Regions from separate parts of the Homo sapiens genome. Here region 1 is linked to region 2. Evidence: chromatin loops called from intact Hi-C (ENCODE). Cell type or tissue: PC-9. All regions are shown on one strand. Links, peaks and the distances in the headings refer to the core of each region. The heading gives the core; the rest is flanking DNA.

The links. Peaks named below come from ENCODE experiments on the same cell type or tissue, not always from the same donor. Only the 100,000 strongest peaks of a DNase experiment are listed, where the experiment ranks them.
Region 1: it touches region 2 in a loop (12-fold over the local background); 2 of 110 quality-filtered maps call a loop at or near these places.

The regions. Positions count from the first base shown.
Region 1 is chr21:41,815,310-41,820,677 of GRCh38, forward strand. It overlaps PRDM15 (PR/SET domain 15), which reads right to left. Exons shown (of 24, transcript NM_001040424.3): 17 at 4,786-4,865; 18 at 4,273-4,392; 19 at 396-527. Among named protein-coding and RNA genes, the nearest start is that of RIPK4, 51 kb to the left of the region's middle. RefSeq lists an enhancer at 1,547-1,596. In PC-9, for the core only: CTCF peaks have their summits at 2,112 (motif pointing left) and 2,313; a DNase peak (open chromatin) is centred at 2,082; H3K27ac peaks cover 613 bases.
Region 2 is chr21:41,676,049-41,681,416 of GRCh38, forward strand. LINC00111 (long intergenic non-protein coding RNA 111) reads left to right here and starts at 3,254. Exons shown (of 3, transcript NR_024367.1): 1 at 3,254-3,462. RefSeq lists an enhancer at 3,100-3,249. In PC-9, for the core only: CTCF peaks have their summits at 2,135, 2,578 and 2,784; DNase peaks (open chromatin) are centred at 2,133, 2,493, 3,103, 4,643 and 1 weaker place; H3K4me3 peaks cover 3,618 bases; H3K27ac peaks cover 5,000 bases.

The DNA.
Region 1 (5,368 bases), core at 180-5,179, 140 kb after region 2:
AGGCCACGTCTGACCTTCCAGCGCCTTCCCTAACTCAAAAGATGACAAGCAACCTTGCATGCACATCCCTGGCCCTTGTCTGGTCGCTATTTCTTGTGCACATTCCTGAGGGGGAAACAGCTGAACGGGAGGAACATTTAAAGACTGACCAGTCTCCCAATGCCGGAAGTGAGCTGTGCAGCATGCTCTCCGGTGACGAGGCCCCTGTGGGAGGGGGACCTTTTGAGATATGCAGCTGCTCACCCCGGCCCCAGGAAGCTCTCTTGGGGAACCCGGCACTCAGTGGGAATCACAAAGAGGAATCGTCTCAAGGCGGCTCTCTCTTCTCCCACGGCCCACCTGGCTTCCCTACACAGTGAGCGCCGTGGCTGGCGCGGCCCGGGCCTCGGACTCACCCGTGTGCCGCTTGCAGTGCTTGAGCATGTTGACCTTCTGCGCGAACCTGCGGTGGCACTCCTTGCACTCGTACTCCTTGATGCCCTTGTGCAGCTTCATGTGGTGGCGCAGCGCGTGCTTGGTCTTCATGCCTTCAAGGACACAGCGAGTCAGAGGCGGCCACACCCCCACGCAGCCCACCTGGGGGCCCATGCCCGAGACCCTGGGGCAGGCACAGGCAGCGGCCCGTGCGGTACTGGTGAGGGTGTGGGCCGGCCCCCGAGGATCCCGGTCAGTCCACCAGCGGTGAGACCTGGGAAGTGACTGTGCCCAGAGGCCGGGAGGGACTGACTGCAACATCAGGTTCACTCACTCCTGCCAGGGCCTGGCCGAGCCCTGACCACGCGAGCAACGCCGGGGCGGTGGGTAAACTTCCCTGCGTGCCCATGGCAACCCGGCGGGAGAATTCGGTGAGAGATAGATTAATACAAGCATGACTAAAGGTTCCCTTCAACCTTGACAATATGAGTGGTGATTGGGATTCGGACGCGAGATGGTTTCAATCTACCTGTAATTTAAGAAGCCAATCTTAAGAAGCTGAAATACTCCAAAGCCTCACTCACACAGCCAGTGGAGAGAGGGTGGCCCTGGCATAGGGGCTGAGTCAGAGGTTGTGGTGCGCTGGCAGGGACAGCACTGTACAAGGCCCTCCGCAGGGGGCACAGGCATGTGCGGCTTGGTACACCTGACCGTGAGGCTGACACGCACCAGGGAACAGGGCGACCCAGCCCAAAGGCAGCCTCCCCAGCCCCGAAGAGGCGCCTTCACTGTGCCTGCCCAGGGCGGTGGGCAGCCTGCACTCCCAGGCCACCGTGTTCCCTCCACATTTGGGGAAGAACTACTGAGCCTGAACACAGCTCTGTAGTAAGCTGGTCAACGGTTCCCCTGTGATTCCACCCTCACCAGATGCAGGGGTGACCATCCACCAGCTCCTGCCAGAATTCTAAAGGCCGGGCCAGAAGACCTCCCTGGCTACGAGAAAACTGCGCGGCTGGGCCAGCAGGGGGAGCAAAGGCCCCACGATGAAGCCCGCTGCCTGCACACACAGCTGCACAACTCCTGGCCTCGGGTGGGGACGGCACCTGCAGGCCTATTACCAATGACCGAAGAGTGATTCCACCTGAAAAAGTTACTGTCAATCCTTTTGATTAAAAAAAAAAAAAAGAGTGCCGGTCACTGCTGACACGCCCAGACCCCAGCACTTCCCTCTTCCTGCTTCTAAAATGAACATATTCCAAATTTCAAAACTAATACACAGTCACAGAAAACCCAGAAAATACAGAAGAGATGGCATCTCCACATTCTGACCTCCCCACCACAGCCAGCATTGGTGACAGTAATGTTTTTTCTTCCATTTAACAAAGAAAATCTGCCAACAGTTTCAAAATAAACACAACTGCCAGACAGAGGAAATTTTAAAGCTTGCTCTACTGGGATTGTGAGTCAATCCATTTACAAATTACCGTGGGGAAAACTGATGTTTTTTAAATACTTATAATTTCTAATCCCGAACAGGGGATGCCTTTTTTATAGCTTTCAATACCTGGTGTCATATTCTTACTGGCCACAGTAAGTTCTTGTAGATCATTCCTGAGTAGTTCAAGGCCCATGATGTGATTCTGAACAAGACGTTTTCCTCCACACACACAGAAAACCTACTGGCTGGGCCCCTGCCTCCACCTGCTGGTGACAGGCTCTCACGACTACTAACAGCCTCCCACTTGGTCCCTGACACTGACTAATTCCCTGGTCAGGGCTAGAATTTCTGGAAAAAAATGTAAAGTAATAATATGCAACAGTGTTTCTTGCAACACTGTAATAATAAATGACTATAACAAAACAACCAGAAACTTTATAAAATAAAGGGTCTGGTTATATGAATCGTACGAAGGGCTTGAAAGATAAAACCAGGCAATATTTACATGTTCCGATATAAAAAGATCTCCAAGACGTATTTTCAAGTAAAAAAAAAATAGCAAAGTATCAAAAAAACAAATGAGCACAAGCATGCGCTGGTATGTACTAGCAACTGTTGCGTGATAGCACGATGACAATACTGGAATTTGGTATTCTGTAAAATAAATCTGGCAACTGATGTATTAATGCCAGCATTTTATTTCAGCTATTCAGAATTCATTTTAAAAAACGATGCAACTAAATAATTAATACATTTCAAACACTAAAATGTCTACAACATTATAAAATGTGGCTTTACCCCACACCCCTTGCCTCCCAGGGCATCTGGTGGCATTTGGGGACCTGCAGGGGACCCAGGTGTGGCTCCTCTCTGCCTGCCTAAGAGGCCCGGCCCTGAATAAGCCCCCACCCCTGCCCCTCCTGTCTCTACGCGCTACTCAGGACCCCTCCAGCCAGGCTCACCACACTGTCTTAAACATTTTACTTCTTGGGGGCATTGGGGAGGAAAGGGGAGGAGCAGGTGGTGAAAGGGGCTGGGAGCTTAAGGCAGACGCGGATAAAGAGCAAGCCAGCCTGTCCCGCTAAGGCAGGCAGACACTGCTACCGACATTCTGTTCAGAGAAACCACCTGTCCCGCTAAGGCAGGCAGACATTGCTACTGACATTCCGTTCAGAGAAACCACCGCAGTGGCTCTGCGAGGACCGGCTGGGGTTTGAGGGGAGAGTAACTATGCCACCTTCCAGACCTGTTTGTATTGTTTAAAAAATATGTCTTGGCGAGGTGCATGCGCTGCTTTTTTAATAACCACCCATGTGCCGTCCTTGCGCAAAGTTACCCTGGAGGAGGGGCAAGAGCCTGTGCTGGCCTCTGAGGTGAGGAACAGAGGGCCAGGAAGTGGGGAAAGGAAAGACCCCCTTTCTGGCCTTTTCTGCAGGCAGTTCTTTTAGGCTTTGACACGCAGCGTTATTCTACGGGTGCTCATAGGGGTCACCCGGCGAGTGCAGTTCATGCAGCTCCTGTGTTTCCAACACACTGTCACCGGGACAGCATGAGCAGGGTCGCTTGAAACAGCCCAAGACAAACCTGCTGCTCCAAAACTTTTAGGAAGTTGTTTTAAAAAAAAAATAAAAACAGGAATGGGTTAAAATTATGATGTGTACTGGAATTATCTTTGTATTTTGCTTACTAAGTTGAGACATCTTATTACTAGGTTTGTTATTAATGAATGTTCTGTCGTTACAATGAAGATTCCTCGGCCGTGGTGAGTTTCTCTCTCACCACGCAGCCGATTCTAGTCTGCGTAGTGAATACGCTGAGGGTTTTGCATCTACTGTCAGACCCCGTGGTGGCTTTGGGAATCATTCTATACTTTAAACAATTAGATCCTGCATTATTTTCCTACTTTTAAAACGATTTGTTTGTGCCTTTAAATTTATCACATCTTTCTGCTTTCTGGACTACTTGATTTTTCTTGCAGATTCCTGATTTAAATGCTGCCTCGAGTCCTTCTTTCCTTAAGTAAGCGACTGAAGCCTATGGGCTTCCAGGGCCACACTCTGGCAATGCCTCTCGCACTATGGTAGATACCTTGGTCACATCCCCTTCCAGAGCCCTGCAGCTGGGCGGCCTGGCTGAGCCTGGCCCGTGGCCCCCAGCACCCACACCCACCTTTCCCACACTCCCAGTTCTCGCTCACATCCCCTCCCAGCGCCCTGCAGCAGCTGAGCGGCCTGGCTGAGCCTGGCCCGTGGCCCTGGCGCCTGTACCCACCTTTCCCACACTCGGCCCGTGGCCCCGGCCCCCGCCCCCGCCACACCCACCTTCCCCACACTCCCAGTTCTCGCTCATGTCCCCTTCCAGCACCCTGCAGCAGGGTGGCCTGGCTGAGCCTGGCCCATGTCCCCAGCACCCGTACCCACCTTTCCCACACTCGGCACACAGGTACTCGCGGACATTGTCGTGCACACGCATGTGCTCCTTCAGCATGTCCTTCCTGGCAAAGGACTTCCCACACTGCTCGCAGGCGTGGCTCTTCACACCTGAGAACACAGGCATCTGCCACTCAGAGCCGAGCAGCTCCGACCTGCAGTGGCTGCAAAGAGGATGCACCAAGGAGAGGGGCCCAGCCTCCCCAGCAGCTAGAAGCGCAGTAACAGGGGTGGGGTCGCCTCTTCAGCGGCCTCCACAGAGCCCTCCCGGGGATCCTGTGACTCCAGTAGATCCCTGAGGACCTGGAGGGGTGAGGGGGCTGGGGGCGCTGGGCTGTGAGTGGCAGGGCTGATAAGGACGGGAAAAGCTGGAGAAACAGAGGAAGGCATGGGGGAGGCAAGGTGCGACGGCTCTGTGTGTAGAATACGCGGAGACCCCCAGCATCCCTCCCTGCCAGCCCCCTCCAGCGAGGGCCGGGACCCCAAATGCTGACAGACACGCACCTGTGTGGATGAGCTTGTGGCGCTCCAGGTTCCCGATGCTGTTGAAGATCCGCCCGCAGATCTCGCAGGGGTGGATGTACCTGAAACCAGAGACAAGCTCAGGATGGCCGCACAGCCTCGGGGCTCCACGGCAGCGAGGGCACTTTCCCCAGCACCTTCATCTGCAAAGGTGAGGCAACAAGGTGCCACGGGGATGATAAAAGAAGCAGATATTTGAGCCTCTGCCACGGGCTCAATCGTAACCCCCCGAATTCCTACATCGAAGTCTTAACCCCGGCACTTCACAATGTGACTATGTTTGGAGATGGGGTCTTTGCAGAGGTGATTACATGGAAAAGAGGCCATCAGGGTGGTCCCTGACCAATCTGACCAGTGTCCTTATAAGAAGATGAGATTGGGCACAGACACGCACAGTGGAACGGCCCTATGAGGACACAGGGAGAAGACGGCATTTAAGGGCCAAGGAGAGAAGTGTCAGAGGAGGCGGCCCTGCCGCCACCGTGACCCCTGAGCTCCCGCCTCCAGGACTGAAGATGGTAAGTGTCTGTTGTTTAGGCTGTGCCGGCTGTGGTTCTTTGTTAGC
Region 2 (5,368 bases), core at 79-5,078:
ACACACCCCTAGAGTATTTTCCCCTTGTCCTTATATACCAAGATATTTCAGTGGAAATTTATTTTTCTTCAGCTTCATTGAGTTATAATTTATATCCAACAAAATCCACCTATTTTAATTTAGCAATTGGTAGCTGTAGTGTAACCATCACCACAATCAAGAAATAGAACATTTTCATCACTCTAAAAAGTTTTCTTTTGACCCTCCCCTGAGCCCTGACCCCAATTACTAATAATCTCGAAAGCATCGAAAGCATCTTTTAAACAACGTAATTGAGGTATAATTGCCATATAATAAACTATACATGTTTAAAGTGTGCAACTCACATGTGTTGACACATGTGCAAGTCTTGAACATGTGCTCAAGATGTTCAGCATCAACAACAAGATAGTCAGCATATGCCTCCTTCCATTGTGTGGTTATACTGCAGTTCCTTTATCCATCTCACCCATTGATGGACATTTGGGTTTTTTCTATTTGTAGCTATTACAAATAAAGCTGCTATGACTTTTGCTTATTTATGCAAAAGTCTTCACTTGGGCACAGACTTTTCTCTTGGATAAATACCTCGGAGCAGAACAATGGGGTCATGTGGTAGCTGTGTGTTTAATTGTCAAGAAACCGTCAGTTTTCTTTTTTCTTTCTTTTTTTTCTTTTTTTTTTGAGACAGAGTCTGGCACTCTCGCCTGGGCTGGAGTGCAGTGGCGCCATCTCGGCTCACTGCAGGCTCCGCCTCCCGGGTTCACGCCATTCTCCTGCCTCAGCCTCCCGAGTAGCTGGGACTGTTTTCTAAAGCGGTTGTACCATTTTACATTCCTAACCACAGGGTGTGAGAGTTCTGGTCTCTACACATCCTCGCCAACACTTGGTGTGGGAGCTCTTCTTGCAGTTATTCTAAGCTGCTTGTAGTAATAGCCACTGTAGTCTTAATTTGTGTTTCCTTAATGACTGATGCTGCTGAATCTCTTTTCATGTGCTATTTACCATTTCTATATGGTGGGTGAAGTATCTATTCTTTTCTCTTTTTTTTATTTTTATTTTTTGAGACGGAGTCTCACTCTGTCACCCAGGCTGGAGTGCAATGGCGCGATCTTGTCTCACTGCAACCTCTGCCTCCTGGGTTCAAGTGATTCTCCTGCCTCAGTCTCCTGAGTAGCTGGGATTACAGGCACCTGCCACCATGCCCGGCTAATTTTTGTATTTTTAGTAGAGATAGGGGTTCATCATGTTAGTCATGCTGGTCTCAAACTCCTGACCTCAGGTGATCCACCCACCTCAGCCCCTCAAAGTGCTGGGATTACAGGTGTGAGCCACTGTGCCTGGCCTATTCTCTTCTTTTTTTAAAAAATTAGGTTCTTTGTTTTCTTACTGTTGAGTTTCAAGCAATCTTTATCTATATGGCTACAAGTCATTTATCAGATGGGTGATTTGCAAGTATTTTCTCCTGTGGTTTGTCTTTTCATTCATTTATCAATGTCTTTCAAAAGCAGAAGAACCTCTTCACTTTGACAAAGTCCAATTTATGGTTTTAGTTTTTGTTTTTAAACATCGAATACTTTTGATGTTGTCTCTAAGAAATCTTTGCTGGCCGGGTACCATGGCTCACGTCTAGAATCCCAACACTTTGGGAGGCCGAGGCAGGAGGATGGCTTGAGCCCAAGAATACCAGCCTGGGCAAAAGGGCGAAACCCCATCTCTACAAAAAATACAAAAGAAATTAGCTCGGTGTGGTGGCAAGACCATGAGGGAGGGGCCGTAGGGAGACGCAGGGGCATAATGGCAAGTGGTTAATTCTAGCAGCCTAAGAGGTAAAGTAAACAGGAAACCGTTGAGGTGGTGTTCAGGGCCACAGGAGAGACTGGAACACTGGCCAAATGCTTGGCTCTGTTAGAGTGAGCAGAATAAAAGCAGGCCGGAAAAAGCAAGTCAGAACTTTGGCGATTTCTGTCACTATCAGGAGGCACTGGACTGCAAGTCACAGAATAAACTCATCCACCGTGACTTAAACACGTAGGGACTGTCCTTCTCCCATCACAAGAAGACTAGAGCCATGTCTCTGCTGGGGGCTTCTGAGGTTCACGTTGTCAGAGCCAGGATGTCAGCAGTTCTTGGATCTTTTGTCAAGGCCATCTCTGAGTCACCTCTGTCTGCAGGGGACTGTGGGATGGTGAGTGTTTAGCTCTCCATCCTCTGGATGGAAGCAGGCAGGGGAGAAGAAGGTTGGGGAGGGTGCTGGGTTAGCCACCCATGTCCACCCTGAGCATGCTGGGGGCCAGGCACGCAGCTTCTGCAAGACAAGCGTGGTCCCGAGCCCACCTGGAAATCTGGGAGCTGGCAAGTGTTCCCTGAATTCCTGCCTCCCTGCTTCTCCATCGGCAGCATTGCTCACCGCATTCTTGTTGTAACCTGTCTCGGCTGTGAGCTCTGGGCGTTTGCTTCCTTCCTGGGTAGCTGCCAGTCTGAATTATTTATGAACCTAAGGTACACACTGATGGCATTCCAACAAAGGCCACCAAAGGGAGCAGCCTGTCTGTAACCCTGAAGCTTAGCACACAGCGAAAAGGACTCAGATAAAACTGTAAGCTTCCTCTGCAGGGAAGAGGAAGGACTGGACTTCTCCAGGGCAGGCGGAGGCACCAGAAGCAAACCTGTTCCTGCTTCCCTCCGTTTTCCAGGTGCCTTAGGGTGACTGCGGTAACTGGGAGCTGAGCACTGATGGGCAATGGGGCAAGAACTGGGCCATGTGCCTCGGGGTCCCAGCACACAGGCCAGCCCCTGAGGGTAGGAACGAGAGCCCAGACTCTGGAGGCAGGCAGACCAGGGTTTATGCCCTGGCAATTCCTGATGGGGCCGAGGATCTTCACCTCTTTGTGCTTCAGTTTCTCTATCTGGCCAGTGGGGTTGCTGTGAGGATTAAATGCAGCCGTCCCTGTGTGGTAGATTGTTTGCAACAACAACAAAAAAATGGCCACAATTGTTCCACTCCCTGAGTTCACACCCCCTTGCAATGTGACTTAACAGCAACTCTCACGGAGAGGCGGAGTCTCTTCCACACCCTGGAATCTGGGCGGGCCTGTGACTCACGATGGCCAATAGAATGCCCTGCAAGTGACGTCATGCCCTTCCGAGCCTTGCAGCTTCTGCTGGTGGGAAGGCCGATGGCAGAGCCCAGGGAAGTTATGTAACGGGCCCAGCTAATGAGTGGCAGAGGCCAGAGGGCTTGGCCTGCAGAACTGTCTAAGGCCAGAGGCCGTCCATACACTCCGTCTCCTGAAGGGGAAGCGGGCTCTTCTCAGATGCACAGGGACAATGTGAAAATCCTGTCCTCAGATTGAGAGGCTGTTTCGTGGGCACCGAATTCGGGGTCAGGAAAGCAGCCTGCATCCACGAGTATCCTCGGGTTACTAAGTGGGGCCAGTGGCTCCAGGTGTAACCCATTTAAGTTTGCCAGACAGCCGGGATGTAAGGAATGCCCTAATGATTCCCCTTTCCCCCCCACGGAAAGTGGGCAGTGGGGTCTGGGAAGGGGTTTGGGAAGGGGTCTGGGGAGTGGGATGAGGTTGGGACTAACTCTTGTTGGCTTTCCTTACAGAAGGGGTAGCTGGAGTGTTTCAGGTCTATTTGCTTGTTTTGTGTTTTTCAATTTCGGGTTTTTTTTTTTTTTAAGACAGGGTCTTGCTATGTTGCCCAGGCTGGTCTAACTCCTGGATTCAAGCGATCCCTCCACCTCAGCCTCCCAAGTAGCTGGGACTACAGGCATGAGCACCTGCACCTGCTTGTTTTTTTGTTTTTTTGAGATGGAGTCTCACTCTGTCACCCAGGCTGGAGTGCAGTGGTGTGATCTTGGCTTACTGCAACCTCTGCCTCCTGGGTTCAAGCGATTCTCCTGCCTCAGCCTCCCAAGTAGCTGGGACTACAGGTACGTGCAACTATGCCCAGCTAATTTTTTGTATTTTTAGTAGAGATGGGGTTTCACTGTGTTAGCCAGGATGGTCTCGATCTCCTGACCTCATGATCCACCCACCTCAGCTGCTTGCTTGTTTTTAATATATCCTTGCTCCCTGTCTTTCACAAAAGATGCTTTTTGCGGGCAGCTGATGTTCTGTAACTTCTTGTGAGTCTACCGCAAGCATGCCTGTGTATGTGGGAGGAGGAGGTGAAAACGGCCCAGCAGCTTCCCCTGTGATCACAGAATGGGCACCAAACTCTCCATCGGGAAAAACAGCCCTGGGGACTCCACCTTGAGCTTATGCATTGGGGCTTGGGGCCACCAGATAGTTCTATTTTGTTTTTAAAATCAGCCAATGGCCAAAATGCCAAAGCAAAGACAAAAGGTCCCCAAAGCTGCCATTGCTCATCTCCTATTAGTCTTTAAATCTGGAAAAAAAAAAACAAAACAAACAAAAACCACGGGAATAAAGCATACACGGAAGTGTTGGCAGCTTGCACACTCAGCCATGAGATCCCAACCTGAAACACCCATGTCTGTCCCAACGGATTTAGCCTCCTTTAACCAGGGCCTCCCGGAGATCTAGGTTTGCAAACTCCTTGGAGCCCTCCTGGCCCTGGATTCAGCAGCCTCTCCATAGTTCTGGCCTCTGGTATTTGGCAAAAAGCCTAAAACAAAACAAACAAACAAACAAACCTGCTCTGCAACTGCCCAGAGACAAAAGCTGTTTCGCTGTGAGTCTCAGGCTGCTCTGCGTAGCTCTGAAAGGGCAGGTGACAGTCTTTGTTTTTAGCATAGTTGCATGTTTCCAGCACAATCTCGTCAATGGCTTATGTGGTAAGTAGGTGCTCAACAAAGGTGTCAGTTAACTGAAGAACCCCCTGGACCAGTGTGAGAATCTCCAGGAGAGCTCCCTAAGGCACAGATGGCTGAGCCTTGCCCTAGATTCCGTGGGTCTGGAGAAGGGCCCTGGAATGTGCATTTGTCACAAGTTCCAGGTGATGCTGGTGCCGCTGGCTGGGGACCCCACTTTGCGAACCGCAGGCAGAGTGGATAGAAGCCTGTCTCCAGTGCCAGACGGCCCGGCTCCACAGGACAGCTCTGTAGTACTCAACTTCCTCCTGCCTCGATTTCCTCATCAGTAAAATTGAGGGAATTATAATGCACACGCCGCCTGGTAAATGACGCATAAATGTTATTTAAAACATAAGGAAGCACACAGAAAAGAGAGAACAAAAGTGAAACTCCTCACCGCTCTGTTTCCCTCCTTTCCCTTCCGCCTCCTCGCCCTGAGCTGGAACGAGGGGGACGTGGAACCCTGGCTCCATGCTAAGACCCCGCTGTGGGCAACCGGCCCTGACCCCCCAAAATAAGCAAATCGCAAGGTCAAATTTAGACTCCCAGGCCCCGGGGCTCCAA